Regions from separate parts of the Homo sapiens genome. Here region 2 is linked to region 1. Evidence: chromatin loops called from intact Hi-C (ENCODE). Cell type or tissue: A673. All regions are shown on one strand.

The links. Hi-C counts contacts between places; a loop is a spot of excess contacts. Peaks named below come from ENCODE experiments on the same cell type or tissue, not always from the same donor. Only the 100,000 strongest peaks of a DNase experiment are listed, where the experiment ranks them.
Region 2: it touches region 1 in a loop (4-fold over the local background); 5 of 110 quality-filtered maps call a loop at or near these places.

Annotation. Positions count from the first base shown.
Region 1 is chr15:56,813,244-56,818,243 of GRCh38, forward strand. No RefSeq gene overlaps it. Among named protein-coding and RNA genes, the nearest start is that of LINC03065, 71 kb to the right of the region's middle. RefSeq lists an enhancer at 881-1,050. In A673, no CTCF peak of the experiment used is centred here; DNase peaks (open chromatin) are centred at 2,238, 4,238 and 4,648; H3K27ac peaks cover 1,015 bases.
Region 2 is chr15:56,982,615-56,987,614 of GRCh38, forward strand. All of the region lies in intron 3 of TCF12 (transcription factor 12), which reads left to right. Among named protein-coding and RNA genes, the nearest start is that of TCF12, 66 kb to the left of the region's middle. In A673, no CTCF peak of the experiment used is centred here; a DNase peak (open chromatin) is centred at 2,597; H3K4me3 peaks cover 1,003 bases; H3K27ac peaks cover 3,693 bases.

The DNA.
Region 1 (5,000 bases):
TTTTCTTTAATTAAGATAACCTGACCTATTTCTACCATTGTAGATCAGGTTAAATTTATCATTTAACCTCAGTTTGCCAATACACAAGGAGCTATTCTGGGCCAACCTGAGAATAATGCATGTTGCTGAGAGGTGGATGCAGTAACTGGCCTAGCACTTGGGGAAGGAGGGAGTTTTGAGAGGTATGTAAAAGAGTTGCACTATTGCAGGTGATAACAATTATGATGATGCTGCATGTATGAGAAGGAGAGTGTGTGTATGGATATCAAACAGCTTGGGAGATTATAGTGGACAATAATTGTTTTCACCTGCCAGTATCCCAAGTTTCCTTTATAAAAACTTTCTTCCGCGATGCTTGAGCCAGACAGTTCTAGAAGGGCTGAACCTATACCTCTACAGCTTGGTTGGCATGTAACCCAAAATTGTGTGTAAATTTATTCCATCTTCTCGGCTCAGTGAATGATTTAGGAAAGCTTACGTGATCCAAGTCAGATCAATAGAGTCAGCCACAGAGTTCTGAAGGAATGATTGGGAAAGACACATTCTTTCCAAGGGATTGCTTGGCTGGTAGAACGTAAGTTTACAGCTCTCAGGGCCTAACCTGCCACCAGGGAGAGAATGCCTGAAAATGAAGCTCGGGGAAAGGAAAGCAAAGTAAGAACAAGAGTAAGAAAGAGAATGAGAGCCAATAAATATCCTTTTTGCTTAGCCATTTGGAGTAGGTGTAGTCTATTTTGTCTGGAGCTCAGCACCTGTGAACACTCTCCTTTTGGTTAGGAAGTTTCTTTCCTCCCCAAATTAGATATCAGAAATTATGCTTTCTTCACCCCCCTTGTAGCTAGCTGGGCACAAGCATGTGACTCAGGCCCCATCAGACATCCTTGTGAAATTTCTTTGAGATGAGAGCAATGTGAGAAAGTAATGCCACATGGAATCCATTTCTGCCAGTGAGAGTGACACCACTGCCACTTGGCCTTCAGAGGTGGCATTGTTGAGTTCCTATAACAGGGCTGGCAGTAGTGCTTGTGTCAGTAAAGTTCCTGCTGGCGGTGCAAAATGTAGCATTGAATGCTGGGAGGTGAAGGCAGTAGCAGTGTCTTCAGGCTAGTCCTGACAACTGTTTGTGGTGGTATCCTGGAAGTTCATCCTTGAGCCTGGCTCTCTAGCCCTCCTGGCAATTCTGCGACCTACCAAATATCCTTTAATAGTTTTCTTTTTGGCTTAATCAACCAATTAGTTTTTGTCACTTTCAACTAAAACTTCTGGTACTAAGGTAAAAATCAGTAAAAATTTGATAGAGATATAAATCAATGAATGAATGGCAATTCTGTGAGGTATATATTATACTTCCATTGTACAGAGGAAAAATTGGCTGAGTAATATTGGACCTTGCATCCTGTCCAAGGTCACGCAGCTAATAAATCCTAGAGTAAAGATTTGAATTTTGCTCTTTTTTGAATGCCCGAAGTTCACGTTTTTGAAATAATTTTGTGGCAGATAGAGCAGAGGGGCTTGCACAGAATTCATTCTACCCTTCTTGTAGAGTGCCTTCCTATACTGCAGAGGCTAGAAAACTAAAAGTGACATTTTCCAGACTTTCATACAGCTAGGAATATGATTAGGATCCACCAATAAGATGTACTTGTGTGAAAATTTAAGTTAGCACTGAGTCAGGTAGGAAGGAAGGCAGTGCCCAGGCCTTCATTTTGATGGTACGAATCTGTTACAGTATGGTTTGGGGCCAACAGTTGAGTCCACAATTTTCTGATTGCCAAATTGTGGCAAGGCAGTGTGATCTAGGATCTGGTGAGTGGTATAGTGGTTTCCTGATCCCCAGCTTCCAGATTGTTGCAGAGATAGTTCTCTAGACAGGTGAGCTCTCTAGTGTTGTTCTGGAACCCAGTCCACAGCCCACTCCTCCAGCCCCTGTAACTGTGGGCATGGGATTCCCTGTAGCCAATCCTTTCTTGCTAAAACTACTAGAATGGTTTCTATTATCTGCTTCTGAATCTTGTTTAATACGAGCATGGATAGAGGTCAAATACTACATAACAAAGCAGCAGTACACAGAGATTCTTATCGTTTCTAAGCCGCAATTAAAGAGAAAAAAAAGGATGCATTCAAGGTAAATTTATGTATTTCAGTAATAAGCACCATGGACTTTGTGGTCTTGCCACACCCGTAATCCCCAGAAACTGGGTGTATCAGTCAGCGTACCACCGGCAGGAAACAGAAGGCTCATTCACAATGGAAACTCTGGGGAGACTTTAATAAAGACTAGTTTTGGCCGGATGCGGTGACTCATGCCTGTAATCCTAGCGCTTTGTGAGGCCGAGGCGGGCAGATCACTTGAGGTCAGGAGTTTGAGACCAGCCTGGCCAACAAGGCGAAACCCTGTCTCTACTAAAAAATACAAAAAAAGAAAAAAAGAAAAAATTACCCAGGCATTGTGGTGGGCACCTGTAATCCCAGCTACTCAAGAGGCTGAGGCAGGAGAATCACTTGAACCCCAGAGGCGGAGGTTGCGGTGAGCCAGGATTGTGCCACTGCACTCCAGCCTGGGTGATAGAGTGAGACCCTCCTTAAAATATAAATAAATAAATAAATAAATAAATAAAGACTCGTTTTTACTTATCTTTTATTTCTATTTATTTAATTTTTTAGAGACGGGGTCTCGCTATGTGCCTAGGCTGATCTCGGATTCTTCCCACCTTGGCCTCCCAAAGTGGTGGGATTACAGGCATGAGTCACCATGCCCAGCCTAAACGAGTTTTTAAAAATATAGACTGGGCATAGAGAACCACAGGGGTCGTACAGTGCCCCTAGACCTGAAGCAACAAGTGGAGGAATCTATTATGGAAATTTGAAGACAGCTAGGTAGAGAGGGTGCTTTACTGGAGCTGTGACCTTTGGTTGCCGAATGCAGTCATGGCAACCTCACAGGCAAGGTGCAGGGAGGGAGCAACCTTACACTCAACTGTTTTTTCAAACTTCTGCACATTTGCTGAGCTCACCTAGAAGCCACAGGACACAAGCGTGTGCTGTAGTCCTTATAGGACAGTCTGCCAGGGTGGAGAAAGATGGAACGTGGATCTAAAGGGCAAATGGGAGATATCCAGCACACCACGTGAAAAAATTAACAACCTCAGTGCAGTAAGAGATCATGAAGAACGCAGGCTGAAGTATTTTATGCTCCTGAATTTATAATGTTCACAGATTAAATTTATTCTTTTTTTTTTTTTTTTTTTTTTTAGACAGAGTCTCACTCTTCGCCCAGGCTGAAGTGCAGTGGTGTGATCTCAGCTCACTGCAACCTCTGCCTCCCGGGTTCAAGCGATTCTCCTGCCTCAGCCTCCTGAGTAGCTGGGATTACAGGTGCGCACCACCCCCAGCTAATTGTTGTATTTTTAGTAGAGATGGGGTTTCTCCATATTGGCCAGGCTGGTCTCCAATTCCTGACCTCAAGTGATCCACCCACCTTGGCCTCCCAAAGTGCTGGGATTACAGGCATGAGCCACTGCGCCTGGCCTGAGTTTATTCATTCTTTTTAAAGATAGTCAACACAATCTACTCATGTGATTTGAGGTCGTTTTGCTTAGTTTAGCACACAGTGCCGTGGAGTATGAGAAGTGGAAAGCACTCTAGAGATCTCGCTGAACACCCTTATTCCATAGATGAGGAAGTCAAGACTTAGGAACATGACACAAATTCCTCCAAAGTCACTTATCCAAAGTTGCATAATCAGCATGCACACCCAAATCTACTGATGCCCAGTCCAGAGCTTCTTCCACTATTGGCAGCTGAAATCCATGCTGGACGTGCAAGTTGTGCTCATTACAAACTGCCAGACTGTGATACAGCTGTGGTCTGAGCCTGGAGCATCCCTCTGCCTTAGTCTTATTATTCTCTTCATTTTAAACATTTACCTGAGAAGCTGAATTCCAAAGACACTTTTCCTAAAAATAACTCAAAGACATGCAGGAGGAAATTAGCATACTGTATTTTCTTCAGCTATAATTTACAGTGTGTAATCTAAAAATGTGCAACAAAGCAATGCTAGTAGTGCAGAGAAAATTCCCCTGGGATATTTGGTTCCATTTAAAAACACCTCAGTATGGGGGGGATGTGGGAGCAGCAGCCTGTGACACACTTCCATCAGGGCAAAATGTTATTCCAGTGATTCACAGCCAGAGGCCTGACAAACACTTTGAGTCGATATAAAGGTTCTTGCCATCAGGATAAAAATGAGAATTGCAGTGGGTGGTCCCATTCTAGCCTCATGTCTCCTTCTACTTCTGTCCTGGCTTAGGTGGTTGCCCTGGAAACAGTGGGGTAGCAAACAAAACCATTTGGAACAACTTTTAGAAAGCCTTATGTACAGAGGCCTGATGTTTATTTGTTGCTGCCTTTTCCAAAGGCTTTCTTCCCCTGAGAGGGTGTGCTTCTTGGACTACCTTGAAAGCTAGTTCATGTTAAAGTCTTTGGCAAGGTCCAGTTGGAGGGCTGGCCAGAGTTTGGCAGAGAATAGGAGAAAGGGGCTTTGCTTATCATTATTCAGCTTTGGATCCCCACACAGATGGCCCTGATCTCCTCCTCCCCCACCTAAGAATTTTTCTAAAATGACACCCAAGTTTTTCTTGGCAGAAGTTATAATTCCTGGCAAACAGTTCACTGCAGCTCTAATTATGATGACAGCTTTAATGGAGAAGATAATCATATTAAATGGTTCTTATTCACTTCCATGTGATGAATTAGTGATTACCATAAAATGTGTTAAGCAGCTAAAAGTAAGGGGAAGGGATAATGTACTGAGCTACAAGTTGAGGTTTTAGGGATTCCAAAACTGGGTAGGAGATAGGATAAAATGAATTTCATCAGATACCAGGGGTGATCAGGTATCAAGGGAGGGTATTCTCAATAAACTGACTTGGCAGGACTCTTCCTAAAACTACACCAGGCAGGCCAAAGACAGGATGGGGACCAGGGGAGAGGCCTAGTCG
Region 2 (5,000 bases), 170 kb after region 1:
TTTAAAAGAAAAAAATTAAATTTGTACCTTGATTCTGTAAACCATACTTTAATCTTTCAAGGAGGAAGAATGCGTTCTCTGTAGAAAATAGATTAAATAGAATCTTCTCTCCTAGTGATTTAAATTGGTTTAATTAAAAACAAATTCTATATCTGCAAGAGAAACAGTTGCTCATCTAATTCAAAAAGTAACTGCTAATTGAGAAGTCATTTATAGTCTGTCTTACCATACATTATCTGATTTCCTTGTAGTAGATATACATTCTGAATTGCTTTTGAAGTAGCATCAGAGTAGGTAGTAAATATGTGGTAGGTGTTAGTTTGGGATTAAAATATGTAACAATTCTGCAAATGAATTATATAAAATGGTCATATTGAGGGACTACACAGTATATGAAGGTCAGATGACATATTTGGAAGCACATTGAGAGAAACAAAATATTCTTACACAAGGTTGTTGTTAGAAATAGTAGTAGCAGTGAGAATATGGGACATTCTTAATGATTCAGAATTGCTGGCATGCCTATTTTCTGTGAACCTTGATATGTATTCAACTCTGTCCTGTTACCTTTGTCTCCCGTAGTCATTCTTTGACTGCTGCTGCTGCCTGTAGTCCACTGTAAGCCTCTCTTGGCAAAAGAGAGATTGGTAACTATTAGAGAGAGAAGTTAAAGACATGAGCCTTATTGTGGCTTGTTTGCTTCCTTCCTTCTTTCCTTCCTTCCTTTCTCCTTTTGTGAATGGAACTGATAGAAGGTTGCATTTCTTTTTGCAAGAAAGCTGTAGAGGGAAAATAATTATATAAACCTGTTTTTTAAAATACAAAGATATTACTGCACAGTTCTTTAGCCTCAAACCTTGAAATTGGATTTGCCTTGGAATCCAAAATATTCTGAATTTTAAAAACTGTATTAGTGGTAAATACTATATATTATGTAACATTTCCTAGAGAGATCTATTGCAGAACCCTATAATCAAATATATCAGCAATTCTGAATTGAAAAATACTAATATGCATTTCAGTTCAGGTCAGGTTTTACCGTCAAATAAGTTATGTAAAACTTTAGTCTTTAGAACTTTGTGGATTTTAGGATTTTGTTCAAGGGGCTAGGCACGGTGGCTCAAACCTGTAATCCCAGTGCTTTGGGAGGCCAAGGCAGGAGGATCAGTTGAGCCCAGGATTCAAGATCAGCCTGGGAAGCAAAATGAGACTCCGTTTCTACAAAAATAAAAATGAAATCAGCCGGGTAGGGTGGCACATGCCTGTCATCCCAGTTACTTGGGAGGCTGAGGTGAGAGGATCACTTGAGCCCAGGAGGTCAAGGCTGCAGTAAACTATGATTGTGCCACTGCAATTCAGCCTAGGCAACTGAGTGAGACCCTGTCTCAAAAAAAAAAAAAAAGAAGAAGAAGAATTTTGGATCAAGGATTATTGACCTCTTTTTGTTTAGTGTTTCTTAGGATATGTAGAACCTATTCTTGTGAAGAGAGAAAGATACGTTGTTCTTCTGTTTTCACCTTTATGAACCATATATGTTTCTGGTTGAAATTATGTGTATAAACACGTGAACACATTTATACATTATACATATATGTGCATACAACTATATACAAATTTAGGAAAAGCATGTGCATGGTGTGTGTGTGTGTGTGTGTGTGTGTGTGTGTGTGTGTGTGTGTGAAGGGTGGAGAGGGAGAGAAAGGTGGATGGTTGGGACAAGGGGAGTGGTTAACCGGGCCTGTTAGCATTGTTTCATCCTTGTGCTAGCTCAGGTTTGGTACCTAACATGGTGTGAAATAAGACCTTAATTGCACTTTCACAGCTGTGTTTAGCACGTAAGCTGATCATGAACAAATTCTCTTGTCAGAGATAAAAGCTTGAAATTCCAAGACTATGTAAAATCACAGACAATTAGAGTGTTCTGTGTACCGTACAAAATAATGGTAAAAAAAATTCAAACGGTCATAGCACAGTATAGTTTAAACTGCTGTTTTACTAATTCTTCTGGAGTGAGAAACATTTTCTGTAGTAGTTAAGCACCCAAAGAAGCCATTTTACCTTGCCTGTTAAAAAATGTGTGCAAGGTCTGTGGTTCAAGATTGAGAATGAAGGATGTGTGAGCCAATTGAATAGGTAATAGGAGTTCAGGTAAGCAGTTTAGGTAATGGTTTAAATTGGAGAAAGGCCAGACCATAGGGATTAACACCCTACCATTATGAAAAGTCCCATAAGATCTCAGATGACCTCAAGAGGCTTGTACTTTTGTTTGTTAAGAACCTTTGTAAGATTGTGCTAAGACACCGTGAAAAATACTGAGGCTGTAATGTTGCTTAACCATCTAAGTACCAGTAAATGTGGTAGAAATTATCTTTCTACTCAATTATAGCAACTAAAAGTCAGGCCCTGAATCAGTCAGAGGAAATGAACTCTTGGGTTGGAATGCACATAATTTCTTTTTATATATCAAAATGTTCAGTATTTCTTTGAGGTCCCAGATCTGAACAAACATTATTTCATGAGAAGATACACTTTTATTTCCTTCCAGTGCTTCTACAATGCTTTTTCTCCAATCCCGTGTTCTTTGCTGACAACAGCAAGTGTGTGTTCTTTGAGAGGTCAATAAATGCTGATTTCTGCAAGAAAACTCTTAGGAAGTGAGCCTAGACATTGTGAAGAGGAAGTACAAAGAATGAGGCAATTAAATGAAGAATATTGCAAAGGATTATTTTAAATTGTGAGTCAGAAGCCAAACTAATTTTGACTACTAAAATTGTGAGTCAGAAGCCAAACTAATTTTGGCTACTAAATTAGTTACTTCCCTCGGGCCTACCAATCTTCATATGTATACCATGGCTTATTTTGACTTAGCTGGTTAATTTATCCAGATACGTAGATGGTAGCAAATTGGCATTATCAAACTCTACTTTTTCATACCAAAGAGCAAAATAAGTGTGCTTATAACCGTAGTTCCTGTCTTTATAAAAATGTATGAATAAATTTGAGCCATGTAAATTAAGGTTACAGAACAGATAGCATTTAGTGAAGAAAAGCTGGTCCTTAGAGTATATCATTATTTACCCCATAGTACCTACCTAATGAAATCTAGTTTTAATGATTCTTTTTAGGACACCAAAGCTCATGAAGCCTATTACAATAACGTGTTTAATTCTGAGTAATTGTTTTTCCTATTTAAATGAAGAACTCAGTGACTAAAAATTTATTTCCTGCAAATTTTCTTAGATGATAGAAGTTATACGTAGTAAAACCAACAGGACCAACTGTGAGGCTGAAGGAATTTCAGTTAAGAGGTTTTAATTTTTATCAATTTAAACTGTGTTTTGAGGAGTGGACAGAAAGGGAAGAGGGATATTTTGAGATCACCCAGCAGTTTTTGATCTTTTGTCAGTTCTTTTGTAATGCTATAGATGACTACAATTTGAAACTTGAAATAAGAAATTTTTTGTATTGGGTGATTCACAAACTGTTGGGTTTTCTGAATGGCTTAAATCCTTTAAAGAAACAGTTTTAAAAAGACATAGCATGAGAACAGGATCATAATTATTCTGTAACCAGCAGTCTGTGTTGGTTACAGAAAGTATGCTTTTGTTTAACATTATAAATAAATTACCTTATATTGCTGCTTACGTTTCTGGTTTTTGGTGTGTATGTTATCAATGTTGACCAAAATTAACTGAATATGGTGACAAAACCAGAGAAAAAATTTGAGCTTCTGTTGATAAATAAAATGTAAATGCTACTTTTTGAAATAAAACTTTACACTTATAGGCTTTTATGTATGATCTGTGTTTTCTTGAGGAAATGTTGATTAAGTAGTTTCCATTTTGGTATTACAGTATGTCCTGTTGTAAGTAGCTGACTGTGTAAAAATCTTTTAAGTCAAAAAAGCAGCTCAGCTTAAACCCCTACTATTTATTATGGCAGAAACCAGAAATAGAAATCTTCCAGAAGTTTTATAATGTATTACATTCCTGCATATCTTTTGGAGTAAAATTAAAGTTTTAAAAAGAGGCTGTTCACAACAGAAGTTACTTTATGTATCCTTATGTATATCCTTATATACACAGTATCTTTTAAACACAATTTACTAAATACTTGTCTGCATTTTTTAAAAAAGAAAACCCTAGCCCAAAATGAATGACAAAATTGTCTCGTTAGATTTGTAAGATGTGTTGTTAACCTATAAAATAGGTGAATTAAGTATAATTCTGACAAAATTAGTTACATGTAATACATAGCAGGATGTACTTGTTTGGGATGAAACAAAAAATCTTCAAAGTTTTCTATAGTGTTTTCTGTTAAGGAACTCGTTTATTGATTTATTGAAGATCTTTGGCTGTTTTTGATAATAAAAGAATCTTGGTCTATAATATTACTAATTAATAAATAAGTTTTTGAGGATAACGCCAATACTTGAATTTTGATATCTACTTGCAACATGCAGTAATGCAATATTTAGTGAGCTTAATTAGTTGCTTTTTTTTTTTCCACCCTGAGACAAGAGTTTCGCTCTTGTTGCCCAGGCCTGGAGTTCAGTGGCGCAATCTGGGCTCACTGCAACCTCCACCTCCTGGGTTCAAGCGATTCTCCTGCCTCAGCCCCTTCTGAGTAGCTGGGATTACAGGTGCCCGCCACCACGCCCGGCTAATTTTTTGTATTTTTAGTAAAGAGAGGGTTTCATCATGTTGGCCAGGCTGGTTTCGAACTTCTGACCTCAGGTGATCCACCTGCCTTGGCCTCCCAAAGTGCAGGGATTACAGGCTTGAGCCACCGTGCCTGGCCTAATTAGTTACTTTTAAATGTTACTAACAGAATCTGAGGAGCGTGGTTTGTGTCCTCAGAATAAATGTTTAAGCTTTGAGTGTCTGCCTGTGTCATGAGGAAAACAGGGAGAGGAGAAAATTTCTTGTTGCTGCTATTTTATTTGCATTTAAGACTAGTCATTGTTAGGTAACTATGGAATCTTCACTGCTTTACAGTTT